2 separate regions of the Homo sapiens genome follow, and region 2 is linked to region 1. A link is a loop called in an ENCODE intact Hi-C map of the cell type or tissue named here. Cell type or tissue: MCF 10A. All regions are shown on one strand. Each heading gives the region's core, and the rest is flanking DNA. Links, peaks and the distances in the headings are about the cores only.

Region 1 (8,350 bases), core at 117-8,116:
GTAGGGACATTTACTTGAATTCTATGATTTTGAGAGATGAAAACCCTGGCTATAAGAACTTCTTAACAATTTGAATCTGATTATTTTTATAATGCAAATGGTGCTGGGGAGAATGGAGAATGGGAAAAAAATGTAGTCTTTATTTGTCTAATAAACATTTAAAGCTTTAACATCATACATTTCTAAAATATTTAACTTTTGAGTAAATTTTTAACATAGTGAGTGTTACATGCAATAAATACAAAATTAAATAAACTTGATTCTTACAATATATCAGCAGGAAATTTCAATTTCTTTTGCTGTGAAACTTAAAACTGGTATGCTGTATTTCAATTATGCACTTATGTATTACTGTAGAATAGAATTATGAGCTGAGAACTGGCCTTCTGAAACTGGCATTTCCTCTTTGAAGTGACTATTTTGAAATATAGCTCCTAAATAGGATACATGCTTAGTGGTTGAGTCAATAGCCATTCAATATTCATTTTATAGCAGAATTCAAGGCAAAGGAATATAAAAATGAGCATGACAATGTTATTGCTCTGAAAAAGCTCATGATCTGGTTAAAAAGAGAGAGAACAGAAAGTTACAATTCAGCTATCTAAATATTTGATACAGTGGATGGAGGGACTACTGTGCTTTCTGTGCTTATTTTGGTGGCTTATTTTTACTCCTCTTCTGTACCCATAAACAATCGCAGAGGTTGGAACCTAGTTTATTTTCTCCTATTACTACCCCCACGCCTTCAGTTCGATTCCCAATCTAGCTTTGTGATTTTGGGAAAGCTGCTTAAACCTCTTAGTTCTAGTTTCTTCATTTATTAAATAAGAATGATCTCTGTTTTATAATGTTGCAATAGGTATTACTTAAAATATTACATTTAAAACACTGGCTGGGTGCGGTGGCTCACGCCTGTAATCCAAGCACTTTGGGAGGCCGAGGCGGGCAGATCACCTGACCAGCCTGACCAACAGGGAGAAACCAGTCTCTACTAAAAATACAAAATTAACTGGGTGTGGTGGTACATGCCTGTAATACCAGCTACTCCGGAGGCTGAGGCAGAAGAATCACCTGAACCTAGGAGGCTGAGGAAGCAGTGAGCTGAGATCACGCCATTACACGCCAGCCTGGACAACAGGAGCAAATCTTCCTCTCAAAACAAACAAACAAACCCCACTTAGCATCGTTCTTAGTGTGTAGAATTATCAACAATTTTTATTTATATTTTGTGACCCCTCCATTACACTTTAATTTTTTGCTGCTCGGATTCAAGAATAAACTGGATTATTTAATTGCTTACAATATAGCATGCATCAAAAAACAGTCTATGATCACGTTCCCTTCCTTGCTCAATCCACCCCACAATGCTATGAGTTATCCAGGCCAGGGACTGTGGCTTTACTCATCTTTGTAGTTACAGAGCCTAGAACTGCACAAGTGCTCAGTCATTAAATTTTCAAGGATTGGATGATCCCCTGGTTCTATTTATTTTTTTAAAAAATAGGAATGATTAACTGAGCAAAGCTGTGCATGATATAATCTAAACAGTATAAAATTTATATGATTTCAATTTCTGATTCCTCTAATTATAGTTTAGCGATACAAACTATTACAGGCAATTGCCATCATGTTAGAGTCAATGTTGGAACACAGTGGCAAGATATGCTCCAATTTGACAACAGAAAAATTGCCAGAGAAATTCTGATCCTAGAAGCATTCAGGTGGTGCAGTGATATGAAGCAAAATCAATTTAATTTCTAGAAACTAGATTAAGGAGAAGAAAAACAAAAGCACATTTCTGGTGGGCAAATAGAGTAAAAGAGACAATGGTAATAGATTTATGATCAATATGGACAACAGAATTTCTTCATAAACACATTGCTTTGAACATTCGATTTAAGTAGCCTTCCCTGATCCTTAGTATATTGTAGGTTCTTTTTGCATGATCTCAGCATAATAACTATATTCACACATTTGCTTGAGTGCCCCTTAAAAATGTCTTTATAAGCCATTTGTGGAGTCACTTATTAAATATGGCTTAAGATTAATATAGGGAATTAAGGAAGTGTTTGTTGGCATACTGATTTGTCAGAGATTTATCAGAAAAAGCTGATCAAAATGTAACCTTTCTACCTATAAATAAAAAATAAAACATGTCTTGTAGAACTGGAATCTATTCAGATAAATACATCTAGCCTCTTACCTCATGATTCCACTAGAGAATCCTTGAGATCCCTGGAGAAAGAGGGATACTCTATCTTCTACAAACAGAACAGACCCTATAGACTATATGACTTATAGCAGAGATCTATGGGAAATTCTTTCTAAATTCTAACAGAAACGTGCATTCATTTTCTTTCATGGTTTGTGGATAAATCCTTATTGTATATTCTTGGCAAAATTAAGTTCCTATTCTATATTTTGTTGAATTGTATCTAAAAGCTAATAGCATAAATTGGAAAGCATTTTTTTTTCTGAAAAAGGAACTTGAGGCTTCTGAATGTTGCTCTTCAATCAAGGTAATAAGTATGAACAGACTCAAAAAATTCATGTCTTCTTTGTCACAACAGAAGCCCACCAAGAATATCTATAGCCTATTAAAAATAAAAGTAGTTAGAGACCAGCCTGGGCAATATAGTAAGACCCAGTTTCTACAAATTTTATTTTATTTTATTTTTTTAAAGCTGGGCATGCTGGTACATGCCTGTGGTCCCAGTTACTTGGCAGGCTGAGGTGGGAGAATCACTTGAGCTGGGGGAGTGAGTCATCAAGTGCCACTGCACTATAACATGGCAACAGAGAAAGACCCTGCCTCAAATAATAATAATAATAACAACAATCATGACAATTTTTATTGGTAGTATATAGATAAAATTTATTGAGTACTTAGTTTATACTAGGTACCAAAGTAACTATGCTATATATTTTATCTTAATATTTTCAAACAATGAAGAATAGCTATTTTCCCTCTTGAGTAACTTTTCTGAGCTTATAAGTAGTAGAGCTAGAGGACTTGAATGTAAATTTGTTTGATATTGTTATGGAGACTATAGATAGGGAGGCCCATAGAACTCCAAAGAGCAGTAAAAATTAGTCTTATAATTAAACTAAAATTCTTTCTCATTCTCCATCTTCTCTCCCTCTCTCTATCTTTACCTTTCTGCCTCTCTCCTTCCTCTTTCTCTATCTCCCCACACACATATGATAATAATGAAAAGAGTTTAATAGAGACTAAATCCTGTCTTATTGACTGATTTAACTGGCTTTAACTCCATTTAGTTTTGCTGAAAGGTTAGATGGATATTTGGAGATCTTCATAGCTAGGGAGAATTTTTTTTTTTTTTTTTTTTTTGAGATGGAATCTTGCTCTGTTGCCCAGGCTGGAGTGCTGGAGTGCAGTGGTGTGATCTCGGCTCACTGAAACCTCCACCTCCTGGGTTCAAGAAATTCTCCTTCCTCACCCTACTGACTAGCTGGGATTACAGGTGTGCACCACCCTACCCAGCTAATTTTTGTATTTCTAGTAGAGACGGGGTTTCACCATGTTGGCCAGGCTGGTCTCGAACTCCTGACCTTGTGATCTGGAGAATATTTAATGCTAGGCAAATGTGAGATAAAACTAGATGATCACATGGGGAAAAAATTATATTTCTCTTAAAAAATTAAAAAGACATATTATTGCATTGTTTCAGAATAAGAAACTTCTTAGGAAGCTCACATACTACAATTATCATGATATCCAAAGTCTTCTCTCAATAACACATTTTATTCAGTGACTGTCGCCAAAACTGCACTCCAGAGGTTGGCCTCTCGGGAAGCCTGATTAGACCTATTCAATGGTACATCGATTTATTTTGCAATTAACAGAAGACAAGGAAGATCTATTTGAAATTTGTATTTCTTCCACCACTATTTATAGTTTAAGCACTAATTAAAAGAAAAATGTATAAATCCAAATATTAATATGTCTATAATAGTGTTAACTACTCATTAAGAAGCACTTAGTAGGTAACATTCAATTTCTATTCAAATGCAAAACATTATCTCTATTTTTAGCTGTTATTCTTAATTTTACTATGAATTAGTTACATTTATAATGCTTGATGTTTATCCTGGGCACATCTCAATGAAATTTTAATTGTAAATGCCTTTTGCATACCTGAAACAGAGAAAAATGTTTTTCTTCACTATTTCTTATGTGTAATTGTGGGAAAAAATTTCACTGAAAGTGAATTTTTATGATGTATCTTGGCCACTGATTTCTTTTGAATTGAGGCCTGAGGGTTTCTTTCAGTCCACATGCACTCCGTGGTTAAAATTGATTAAAGCCAGGATGTGAAAGGAGAAAAATAGAGAAATACACAGAAAAACTGAATATTTGACTTCAAGGTAAGTTTTATTATTCTTTCTTTTTATGTTTGAACTTTATTTTTAAATAACAAAACTAATATATGATTATTAAAAATTTCTTGGAAAGGAATATAACATATATATATATCACTGATGTTCCTATGCCAGAAATAATTATTGATAGCGTAATGGTTTTTATCCTCTACTTTTAAAAAATCACATATATAGATCATTTTTACAAAAGTATTCATAAGCATAGTTAACAGTTAATGCTAATTGGTAAGAACATTATTTTTCTTATCTCCTATACTTCTTTTCTGGGTGGAAATCAAAGTGTAAACTTTGATAGTCATAAGTGCTGTTTATCAAATAATTTTGGTTTTCTCACTTTTGAGCATATGGGAATATTTCACTTTCTGCTCATCTTTTAGTTAGATGAGGTCATGTGTTAGAAGGTTTTAAACAATTAATTATGATCAGAGTAATGGATGCCATTTTGGAACCAGATCATTTATTGGTAAATGGGCAACCCTCCCAAGAGTTCTTCCAGCCAATACAGTAAACAACAGCATTCAAAGTGATGGCTGTGCCACTGGCTTGGGTCTGTGATTAACTAAAATGAGCAGAGCCCCCTTCTGGCCAGCAAAGGACATATGATAAATGACCGAAAACTCAATTTGTGTTATTTTAAGCCATTAGGATTTTGAGGTTTATTACCATGGCACAACTTAGTATATCCTAATATACACCCCAATTTTTATCTGTCTCCAAATGGCTTCAATTAATTCTCATGAAAAGAGGAAATCTGAACCAAAGACTGCAGAAAATAATAAATTTGGATCATAATATGTATTTTTAATGAAAAATTATTATTAAGGTAATGTGTTCTGTTGTAAAAAAAAAAAAGTGCTGTGTGAGTTAACATCAAATTGAAGTTTCAGTAAGGAATTTCTCCTTGTTTAATCAGGACTCTAAATATAGTGATATCTCCATAGCGATTGAAAATCTAGGATACCAAGGGCTGTTCTCATTCAAATGGTAAAATAACAATGTGTTCCTAAACATGCCCCTAAAAGCAGGCAGAGTTGTAGTCACAGATAATTTTTGAAAAGCCAAAAGATAAATAACACTACTTAGCCCCTCATAAGACTGATAATGAAAGGACAGAAAGCACAAATTATAACCACCGGAAAGAAAAAGTGAGGTAATCACAAAACCCATAGTATTTAAATTTATAGAAAGAGTTACTACAAACATTTTTGCGAATAAATTTGAAAAAAATATAAAATTTCCCAAATATGCATAAAGTCACTTGAGTTACCAAAACTCACATAAGAAGAAATATAAAATCTGAATTAGTGTTTATTTTAAAAAAATAAATCTAAAATTACAAACTTTCCACAAAATAAGATTTAAGGGTTGTATACAGAATGATATAAAACTTTTAAGGGAGAAATAATAGTCCTATCTAGTACAATAAGACAAACAAAAAAGGAAATAAAAGGTATACATATTGGGAGGGAAGAAATAAAACTTTTTTTTTTTTTTTTTTTTTTTTTTGCAGATGACATGATTATCTATGTAGGAAATCTGAAAGAACCGACAATCTCCTGGAACTAAAAAGTGAGTATAACAGGGTTGCAGAATACAAGGTTGATACACAAAAGCCAATCATTTTCCCATATACTAGCAATGAACAGGAAGAATTCGGAATTAAAAACCCAAAGCCATTTATATTAGCACCCCCCTAAATGAAATACTTAGGTATAAACCTAAAAAAATATTTACAAGATCTATGTGAGGAAAACCACAAAGGTCTGATGAAAGAAACCAAAGAACTAAATAAATGGAGAGATATCCCATGTTCTCAGATAGGAAGTCTCAATGTCAAGATGTCAATTTTTTTCTAACTTGATCTACAGATTCAACACAATCCAATAAAATTCCCAGCAAAGTATTTTGGAGATACTGAAAAACTGATTCTAAAATTTATATGGACAGGCAACGATGCAGAATAGTTGATAACACAGCATTGAAGGAGAAGAACAGAGTTGGAGGACTGATACTACCTAATTTAAAGACATACTATACAGCCACAGTTAGTAATAAAGACAGTGTATTATTGATGCAAGAACAGACAAATAGATCAATGAGACAGAACAGAGAGCACAGGAATAGATCCACATAAATATAGTCAATTGATTTTTCAATAAAGGAGCAAAGGTAATACAATACAGAAAAGAGAAGCTTTTCAACAAATGATTCTGGAACAACTGGGCATCCACATGCAATGAAGTGAATCTAGATGCAGACCTTATTATACCCTTCCCCAAAATTAACTCGAAATGAACCACAGACCTAAACATAAAATGCAAAACTATAGAAATCCTAGAAGATAACATAGGAAGAAATCTAGATGACGTTGGGCTTGGTGATGACTTTTTACTTGCAACACCAAAGATACTATCCATGAAAGAAACAAATAATAAACTGGACTTTATTAACAATGAAAAATGTCTGCTCTGTGAAAGACAGTCAAGTGAATGAAGGACAAGCCACAAACTGGGGGGAAACATTTGCAAAGACATATCTGATAAAAGAGTATTATCCAAAATACACAAATAACTTTTAAAACTCAACAATAAGGACACCAACCACTCGATTAAATGGGCCAAAGACCTTAACAGAGAGCAATGCATATAAAGAGATATCCCACATCATACGTTATCAGGGAAATGCAAACCAAAACAACAACAAGAAATCTATTCAGTTATATAAATATAGTAATAATCTATCCACTTATGTAATTGGAATTATAGACAATATGTTGTGAACATAGATTATTTGGTAAAGACAAATCAATATGGAATTCCAACCACAGAAATTATGTTTAGGAAAATTGCTGTCAACTTCTATGTAAAAATAAGAAGACTTCTATTGTTTTTGTCAAATATTTATCAAAATTCATGGTTTTGACTATTTTTTTTCTGTTTTTTAGTCTTCATATTGATTTTGATTGATTTCAGAAGAGAGTAGAATAGAAATAGCTTTTACCCACAATAGCTTGTGTTAAATGTCTTAAAGGAATTATAAAAAACCCCTCAAGTTTACTCTGATTCCCAATTTGCTCTTTTCTAAGTAGTAGAAAGCCTAAATCAGAATTGAAGTTGAGAACAATTATTGCTAACACTAAAGAAAATTGTAGTATATACATTGTAACTATTATTTTCTAATATCATGAATTTTTCCTTTCTTTGTGTAGCCACTTTTTCCAGTATGTTATGTAAGTATTAAAAAAATTGTATTTTGCCATCAGTCTTAAATTGTTCTGGTTTCTTGGCTATTTTGTGACATTTGCAGACTCATTTTGAATTCCATATAACTTTTTCTGAATGCCTAGCTCAAGAAAGCTTGCCGTAGGGAAGACAAAATAAAAAACATTGAGACAGATATTAACTTTAGAATAAACACAAGCCCCTTGCCCTTTGCTATAAATTCATATTTCTTTGTATAACTTTCTTAGCACCTGGATGAGATTACATTCTCAATATCCATGCTAATCCTATCAAAATTTAATTTGTCAATTGATTTTTTTCAAATACTGTTGTTTTCATCTAATCAGACTTCTAATTACTCACTCATTCTTTCCTATAGATATCTCTCTGTACCATGTGAGATCTGAGAATGCTTTCAGACTGGCTTTGGGAGGGACATTTATGATTTGTATTACATACAGCTCTATTCAGCTGGCAAAGTCCTTTAATATCAACATTTCATTTATTCTTCATAAGGGATATTATTATCCTCATTTTTTTCCATAGGAAACTGAAGTACAGAAAGTGGTAGGTATTTAGTGAGGGACATGAAGAATAAGCAGCAGAATTTAGACTATGAATTATTATCCTGCACATATTGACATACCCAAACATCACACTAGTATGCACACAGCAAGGTTTCAAAGCCCCAAAGATATCGGGGGGATCATGCAAAACGGAGAAAA
Region 2 (8,350 bases), core at 284-8,283, 350 kb after region 1:
AGTAAACAATCATTTGAGAACACATCTCTTAAAATAATACTGATTTTTGCAATATACAGTATTTACACAACAGCTGCAAATTTGCTCATACAATATTTCTAATATAGATAAATAGGAATACAAGTCTAAGAATTCTTTGTTCCATATCCAAAATTTCTTGTTAAAGTGTAAACCATTGGTATCTCTTTTTAATTTTTACTGTAACTTTTCTAAAACAAACAAAAAGTCAGCTGATATGCACAATTGGTTCCAGTCCCTTTTCTGCTTCAGAGAGCGACCAACACAATCTTAGCAACATATTTTTCTTTTGTAATAATCTTTGGTGATTTCTTCCAATGAATTCTGGTAAATGAGTCAATGCAGAACAAAAGGAGGATGAAAGCAACTAGAAAGTGAGCCAGCACTTTCTGTTCTTCCAATTACAGATAAAATGAGCTGACGATCTATAGAGATTTCCACTTTAAACAAGCATATGCACCATGGGAAGAGAGAGGTTGTCCAGGTTTTCCTCTGGTTTCTAGCCTTTTTGGTTCACTTTCTCATCTTTCTAAGGTGGATGATCTTGTCGGACGTCTGTTGTCAATGATCTTTCCATCTTTCTTTGAGGTTCTTGCCTGAGAAGAAGCACCTATTGAATCACTGGCTGCAAAGAAGGAAGCAGCAGCCATTTGTGAAGCTGAACTGAGGTGGACCCTCTTGGTGGGTGGGGAGGATGGTACGGTGACCAGTCTCACAGTCTTACTTCCTGCTTGCTGAGCACTCCTCTGGCGTAAATTAGCACCATCAGGTTTACTGTTTGGCCTGAAAGCAGCATATGCATTTGGACCTCCCACTGAAGAGATGCTACTCAAAGACATCTTCTTTGCAGGGGTCTCTGAATGATAAGGAACCAAAGATGTAGGCATCACTAGAGATCTAGGGAGGTCACTAGGGTTAGAGATGACATCATCATGAGTTTCAGCAGCTTCTAGAAGGTATGGTGGTGGCAGGGTGCTACTGCGCTTGCTGCAGGACTCACAACATAACTTGTTATAACCTGGTATGGAGCAGTATCGTGCCAACACTTCCATTTGACAGAATATGGACTTGTCTCCCAAACATGGTTCATCTGCAAAAATAAAAAGAAAATAAACTAACACTAGCATCTAAACATAAAATAAAAGGAGGAAAAAAATTAAAATTTTTAATGAATGTAAAAAGATTTAAGTGCAATCTGACACTAACGGGAGTGATCCACACGAGCTTTTGCATTAAAAATATGAATATTAGAATGAATTCACTAAAATAAGTAGTTCTTTGTCTACAAAGTCCTTGTGATGATCATTATTTTAATATTTCCACCAGGAGTCTTCAGACCACAGAGGGTATTTTTTTCTCCAAGTAGGAACCTATATCTGATTTTAGAATGGGCAAAGATAATTTATTTAACGTTGTGGTTAAATTTTTAGGATGCAAAGGGGCATCTGTATTTTTATTTTATGGTATTTCTGACTTTCTCAGAGGGTACTCCCTACATTACGTTAAAATGTGAAATCAAAATAAATACTAAACACTTGTAAAAACAAAACAAATCTTACAAAGGTATTCTCCAAAGAATAATCAAAATACCATCTTGATTTAAAAAAATTCTCCAGTTTGAGATCGAGACCATCCTGGCTAACACAGTGAAAAGCCGTCTCTACTAAAAATACAAAAAAAATTAGCCAGGCGCGGTGGCAGGCGCCTGTAGTCCCAGCTACTCGTGAGGCTGAGGTAGGAGAGTGGCGTGAACCCAGGAGGTGGAGCTTGCAGTGAGCCAAGATTGTGCCACTGCACTCCAGCCTGGGTGACAGAGCGAGACTCTGTCTCAAAAAAAAAAAAAAAAATTCTCCAGTTTGAATAAAATAGTTTCATGTTTATCATTGAATATTCTCAGATTATTTGTTATTTGAATGCACAAATTTGGGTAAAGTATGCCAAATTTCTTATGAATAATTCATGGTTCTTACATTTAATTTTATTGAATTGACAGTACTTTATGTTTAAAGGATACTTAGTAACACTCATAAAATGTAATTTCATTGAATTGACAGCACTTTGTCTAAAAATTACTAAAGTAATACTCATAAAACACTTGATAACATCTAAAGTAACACTTCTAAAACACTTCATACTGCATGTGTACACATTATTTTTATTACTTTAAAATTTTATTGATTCCAGGTTACAAGAATTGGATTTCAGATAATCCAAATATTAAGCTCATAAAAATGTTAACTTGTGCATAGTTTTAGTCATCCTGGGTATACCTTATGAAATAAAGACATATCCTGTGCCTCTCTGATAACAGAACCAGTGCATAGAGTAGCATCCCTGCATATGTGCAACACAGAAACACTGATCCATGCCCAAAGAAGAAATGCAAAGAACTGTCAATTGTGGCATTTATGTAATAGAATCACTTAAAGTTACAGCCTATTATTGGGTAATACTATACTGCTAAGAAAGAGGCCTGCTACATAACTCCCCAAAAATTGAAAAAATCCTTTTTCTAAAGTTAGAAACAAAAAAAGAGAGAGTCAGCTGGCGAAGCCAATAGAGGACTAAAATTACCAACATTGAGCTGTAATACGATGTCCACTTCCCAAATTGTGAAATGACTCATATATGCTTGACATGTGCAGGTCTATTATATGGTATAATGTGTCTGAATACTTCATATAAGCTAGGTCATCATCTAATTATGTTATGAATGAGCATTATATTAATGAGTTTCACCTTAAATATTTTCTCATGTGTGAATTTTTTTTGAAAACCTGTATCTTAAAATAAGAAAAATGTCTTCTTTCTGTATGTGTCAGGCTCTAGGTCTCAAGAGGAGAGGACATTATTCGATCTTGTCCTCTCTTTTTCCTCTAACCCCTTTCCCTCATCGCCCCTGTTAGGAGGCCCCTCTTAGAAGTACGACCTGTTTTCTCTGAGTTAGAGAAGGAGTCCAACCAAAGGTCTCCCATGTCTAAGTGTGAGCACTTTGGCATTGCAGAGTCCTGTTCATAACCTGGGTTTCATTAGGGCCAGAATTTACTTTTGTGTGGAGGAGCAAAAGGGAGAGATATTCTGAGAAAAATAAGAGCAAAGGAATACATTAACCTTATGGGAATTTGCCTACTGATAAATGAGAAGAGCTTACAGGCAAAAAAAAAAAAAAAAAATGGTACAATCAATCAAAATATGGAGTCACATGAAAAAAATCAATCAATTACAAAAAAATTAAGGCAACTTTTCAGACTTCTCGTTCCACCCCCAAATCATTATAAGAGGTTCTGGAAAAGAGATTCACACATGGTCTCAAAAGGCCATTTGATTCTAATAGCAGTTTGAGATTCTGATAGAAAGTATTACTTATTTTACTTCAAATATGGTAGAAACATGTGACCGTTAGAACTCTTAGGATTGCCCTTTGGGCCTCAATTTTAGAACAACAGAACAACTAAAAGGGATATGAAATCACTATGATAGTTAAGCTATCTTATTAGCTCCCTGGTTTTATATTCAAAACAATTTCTTCTGGCTAAAGAAGGAGAATCAAGAAAATTCTTGCTAACCATTGGGCACGTCTGTAGAAATGCACAGCTGTACCAGCTCCAAGATCAATAAAGCTTACTTACAAAGTGGCAGCCTCTTAACAGGAATAACTACATAAGAATAAAATATTCTGGTGACAGTATATGTTAAAACTTCTGAGTAAAGTTTGTTCTTTTGGTTTTGATTTGTATTTTGAGCTCTTACATATGTCAATACTTTCCAAAGTAAAATGATTAAATATATAAGTCCTATGTCTCCCTCTCATGGTCAGATATGTTCTTGCTATAATATATTTCAGATGAAAATTTATAATGAAGTAATTTATAAGGGTTGAAGACTTAAAGCCTGAAAATGAGCTTCAAAAAATAAAACATTTGACAAGATAGTGCTTTGCCAATTTTCTTGACAAAAAGCACCATTCAGCAGATGTCAATATTCAAACAATGTCTTACTTATGGTGTTGGAGGCCAAGGAAAAAGCAACTTCTTTAGGCCTGAGTCTTCTAATATGTGAAAACAACGTCCACAGTTGTCACTGTCGTGGCTTTAGCAGAACTGCATTTAAGAGAAGGGTTGTGGTGGATGGGGATGGGTGGGCTAGGAAAACAAGGCAGGAGAAGAAAATATAACGGAAGAGAGAGTGCAACAAACAGATGGGGGTGGCGAGAGACTGACTTGGGGAGAGAAAATGAGACAGGAAGAGAAAAAGATGTCAGTGGAGGGGCTAGGAAGAGAAAGATAGGAGGAGAAAGAGACAGACACAAGGAGTAAAAGATGGAGGAGTAGAGAAAAAGAGGCTGGAAGGAGAGGAAAAAGGTGGGTATGGCCTGAATGTGTGCCCCCAAAATTCCTTTGTTGAAACCTAATCCTCACGGCAATGGTACTAACAGGGTGGGGACTTTGGGAGGTGACTAGGCCATCAGGGTGGAGCGCTTATGAATGCAATTCATGCCCTTATAAAAGAGAATCAAGGGAGCTCCCTGGCCCTTTTCACCACATGTGGACAGAAAAACAAGGCACCATCTAGGAAGCCCTCACCAGACACTAAATCTGCTGATGCCTTGATCATGGGCTTCTAGACTTAGAACTCTGAGCAATAATTTTTTTTTAATAAAGTACCCAGTCTCAGGTATTTTGTTATAGCAGCTAGAACAGACTAAGGCAGTGGAGGAGATAAGAGACAGGGAGAGAGAGAGAGGTGGAAGAGATGGAGAGACAGAGACAGACATACCAAGTTGGAGAGGAAGGGGAGGATAAAGAAAGAGAAAGGGAGAGGGTGAAGGGGAGGACACCGAGAAAGAGAAAATGGGAGAGAAAGGGAGACAGACACATGGAACAAGGAAAGAGGGGAAAGAGAGAGCCAGGAAGAGGCAGGAGGAGAGAGAAGATGAGAGGGAAAAAGAATGATAGGAGGTACAGCCAGGGAGACTAGGAGAGGGAGAGGGAAGGACAGCAAGAAGAAAGAGTAAGGCCTCGAAAAAGCATGTGTGGCTGACATAGAAAATGAGCCACATACAGGCAGCAGGTGACAGCTCATCAGAGACAGAGCAAGACAGACACCAAAAATAAGAGAGAGACAGAGGACAGCAAATGGAGACACAGATGACCGAGCACAGGACAGACAGAGATGTGGATAGAGAGCTATGGAAATGGAGGCAGAAGGAGACAGTGATAGAGCCCAAAACCATCCAATATATTTTGCTTGTTTTATTTACTTATGTTTTGAAATGGAGTCTCACTCTGTCACCCAGGCTGGAATGCAGTGGCGTGATCTCAGCTCACTGCAACCTCTGTCTCCTGGGTTCAAGCAATTCTCCTGCCTCTGCCTCCCAAGTAGCTGAAATTACAGGCATGCGCCACCATGCCCAGCTAATTTTTGTATTTTTAGTAGAGACAGGGTTTTACCATGTTGTTCAGGCTGGTCTCGAACTCCTGACCTCAGGTGATTCACCCACCTTGGCCTCCCAAAGTGCTGGGATTACAGGCATGAGCCACCGCACCTGGCCCCATTTTGCTGTTTTAAAATAGCAAATTGACTAAATAAAGAAAATATACTCTGCTTTTGCCATACAGCAAGTTGGCAGGTCAGGCAAATGCTGAATTTTATCCTATGTGCAAGGTGTCTGTTTGAAGTTACTCTATGGACAGACAGTTATTGGAAATGGCTTTAGGGTTGAGTAACATTACCCACAGATCAAAATTGAATAATTTTAGTAAAATATTTCAAAATCTTTGCAAAATTATGCTTTTAATAAAGATGTGAAGTTATAGTTAAATATAACAAGGAAAAATTAAGTGGTTCCTATTAGCAACACAAATTGATAGACGTTACATATACATGGCACAGCCCTCACTCCAATGCCACCAGCCAGAAATGGCAGGGCTATAGTGATCATGATAATTAAAAAGTGTAGGACATTACCTCAAATGCTGATCTTAAAGAACTGAACTGGACTAATATTTCACAGGTGTTTTCCTTTGGTTATTTATCAGTAAACAAATATAAATTCTATAACTTCTCTCAAAAGGAAATTCTGCTTTTTGAGGTTTAAAAACATCAGAGCAGTGAAGTCAATTGGTGTGACACCTACCATTACAAGGAGGCAGTTGACAGGCTCTGACCGACTCAGGCTTTTCACCATCACAGTGGTCCCCAGCCCTGCAGAGGACCTGCCTCACCTCCGTTCCTTCACCGCAGGTCACTGAACACTGCAGAGACAAAGGCTGTGGTTACAGACATTTATTGCACCAAGACCATGCACATACACACACACACACACACACACACACACACACACACACACACACAAAGACACAGAGATCTGGAGTGGGTTCTCTATTAAGTAATGCTGCACAGTGGTTTTGAAGACAGATACTACTGAGTTTATATTCTGACTCCATTATTTACCAGCCTGGGAGCATTGTTTTTTCTACATAAGATTCACCTTCCTTATCTAGTGGAAAGCTGGGATAATAATACCTGTCTTATAAGATTGTTTTAGGACTAAATGAAGGCAAAGGAACAAAGTGTATAAAGCAGTAACAAAATTCCTGACACCTAGTAAGCATATCATATGAAAGAAGCCATGATTAATAACAATGGTAACATCTGCTGTAGTTTCTAAATACAATGTTGATGATGTCTGTTCTCAGGGACCCAATCATAGTATTGACAGTCCTCACTTCTTTCTTACAGATAGCAGAATTTACTGATAAGTTGCCTTGGATGGTTAATTCAACATCCTTGGAACTACTATTTCTCTGTGCTCTTAAGTTCATTTCTCTAATGAAAAGGTTTACTGCTCTAAAACTAAGCTCAGAAAGTTCCATGTAATGGCCCTAGGAAGGTGCTGTGGAGGAGGGACTTCTACTGAGACTTTGATATGTGTTATCATTATCATCCTATGTGGGTGACCTGCACTTGTACTATGGTTTGAATGTCCCCTCCAAAACTCAGGTTGAAATTTAACTGCCATTGTAACAATGTTGAGAGGGACCTTTAAGAGGTGGGACCTTTCTGAGGTGATTTATGGGCATGGGTTAATGCTATTATCTTGGGAATGGGTTAGTTATTGCAGGAATGGGCTACTGATAGAAGGATCCTCTGTGTCTCTCTTGCATGCCTCCTTGCCATGTGATGCCTTCAGCTACAGGAAGACCCTCTCCAGATGCCAGTGCCATACTCTTGGACTCTGCAGCCTCCAGAACCATATGCCAAATAAACTTTTGTTCTTTATAAATTACCCAATCTGTGGAATTCTGTTAAAGCAGCAAGAAATAGATAAGACAACTTGCTTGTTTCTTCCTTTCTGGGCTTATTCTCCACTTACTCTTTAGTCTTCTGTCTGCTTTTTCATGCCCTTTCCTCCTATAAACTATTCTCCTATGACCCCAAGATTTCTTATTTTGAGTCTTTAGAAATATCTAAGACAGGTGGTAATAGCTGACAATGCAACATTGAGTCAGCCAATTAGCAAACAAACATCATCTGGACAGGTATGCTAGGCACTAGCTGAGTGCTGAGGAAACAAGGCATACTATTTTTGAGAAATGTGTGTACTAGTGGCAAATATAGATTCAAGAATCAGAGTTATAATACTCTGTCATGAACAGCATGGTAAAGTTAAGTTGTACTGCATTTCAGATATACAGGAGGAACTGCCAGGAAAGGTACCACCTGGAAGGTGGTCATTTGGACTACGGAGATGAGGTTTGGTGGAGAAGGAGAGATTATCAGGTAGGAGGAGGGGGAGTACAAGTCAGCTGAAAGGTAGGAGGCTCAAACAAGCATGGTCTGTTTGGAACAGTGTGAAGTTTACTCGAACTGGGACAAAGAGTTGGAATGAAGAAAGAATAAGAGGAGTTAGTGCAGTGCCAAATGGTGCTGGGCCCTGCATTCAATATCAGGGGTTTGGAATTTATACTGAAGGAATAGGGAAGTCAACAAAAATATTAGACAAAAGAACAGTCATCTTTCAGACTTCTTCTCTATGTTATGAAACACATAAACATGGTTTGCCCCTAACATGTACTGTCTTAAAGCATTAATTTTTCCTAACACCTCCAGGTAATTACAAAATATGCAGTAGTTTCTCAGTTCACACAAAGCCTAACTGATGTTTAAGCCAAATTAAAATATCTACACATGCTTACACACACACTTTACTTATGCATGCACGGAATTCACACACCTACCTCACTCCAGGGTCCTGTTTTCCACTGTGCAGGGCAGGGCACTCTGTTACAGGGCCGGCGGCTCTCGGGACGGTCACCCATGCAGTATTTGC

Evidence for each region. A loop is a pair of places that touch in the nucleus more often than their neighbours do. Peaks named below come from ENCODE experiments on the same cell type or tissue, not always from the same donor. Only the 100,000 strongest peaks of a DNase experiment are listed, where the experiment ranks them.
Region 2: a loop joins it to region 1, with 4 times the contacts of the local background. A loop is called at or near these places in 2 of 110 quality-filtered maps.

The regions. Positions count from the first base shown.
Region 1 is chr4:71,936,229-71,944,578 of GRCh38, forward strand. No RefSeq gene overlaps it. Among named protein-coding and RNA genes, the nearest start is that of NPFFR2, 92 kb to the right of the region's middle. In MCF 10A, for the core only: CTCF peaks have their summits at 4,969 (motif pointing left) and 5,171; no DNase peak of the experiment used is centred there.
Region 2 is chr4:72,282,597-72,290,946 of GRCh38, forward strand. It overlaps ADAMTS3 (ADAM metallopeptidase with thrombospondin type 1 motif 3), which reads right to left. Exons shown (of 22, transcript NM_014243.3): 20 at 8,259-8,350; 21 at 6,155-6,272; 22 at 1-1,108. The coding sequence ends at 540. Among named protein-coding and RNA genes, the nearest start is that of NPFFR2, 250 kb to the left of the region's middle. In MCF 10A, for the core only: a CTCF peak has its summit at 3,818; no DNase peak of the experiment used is centred there.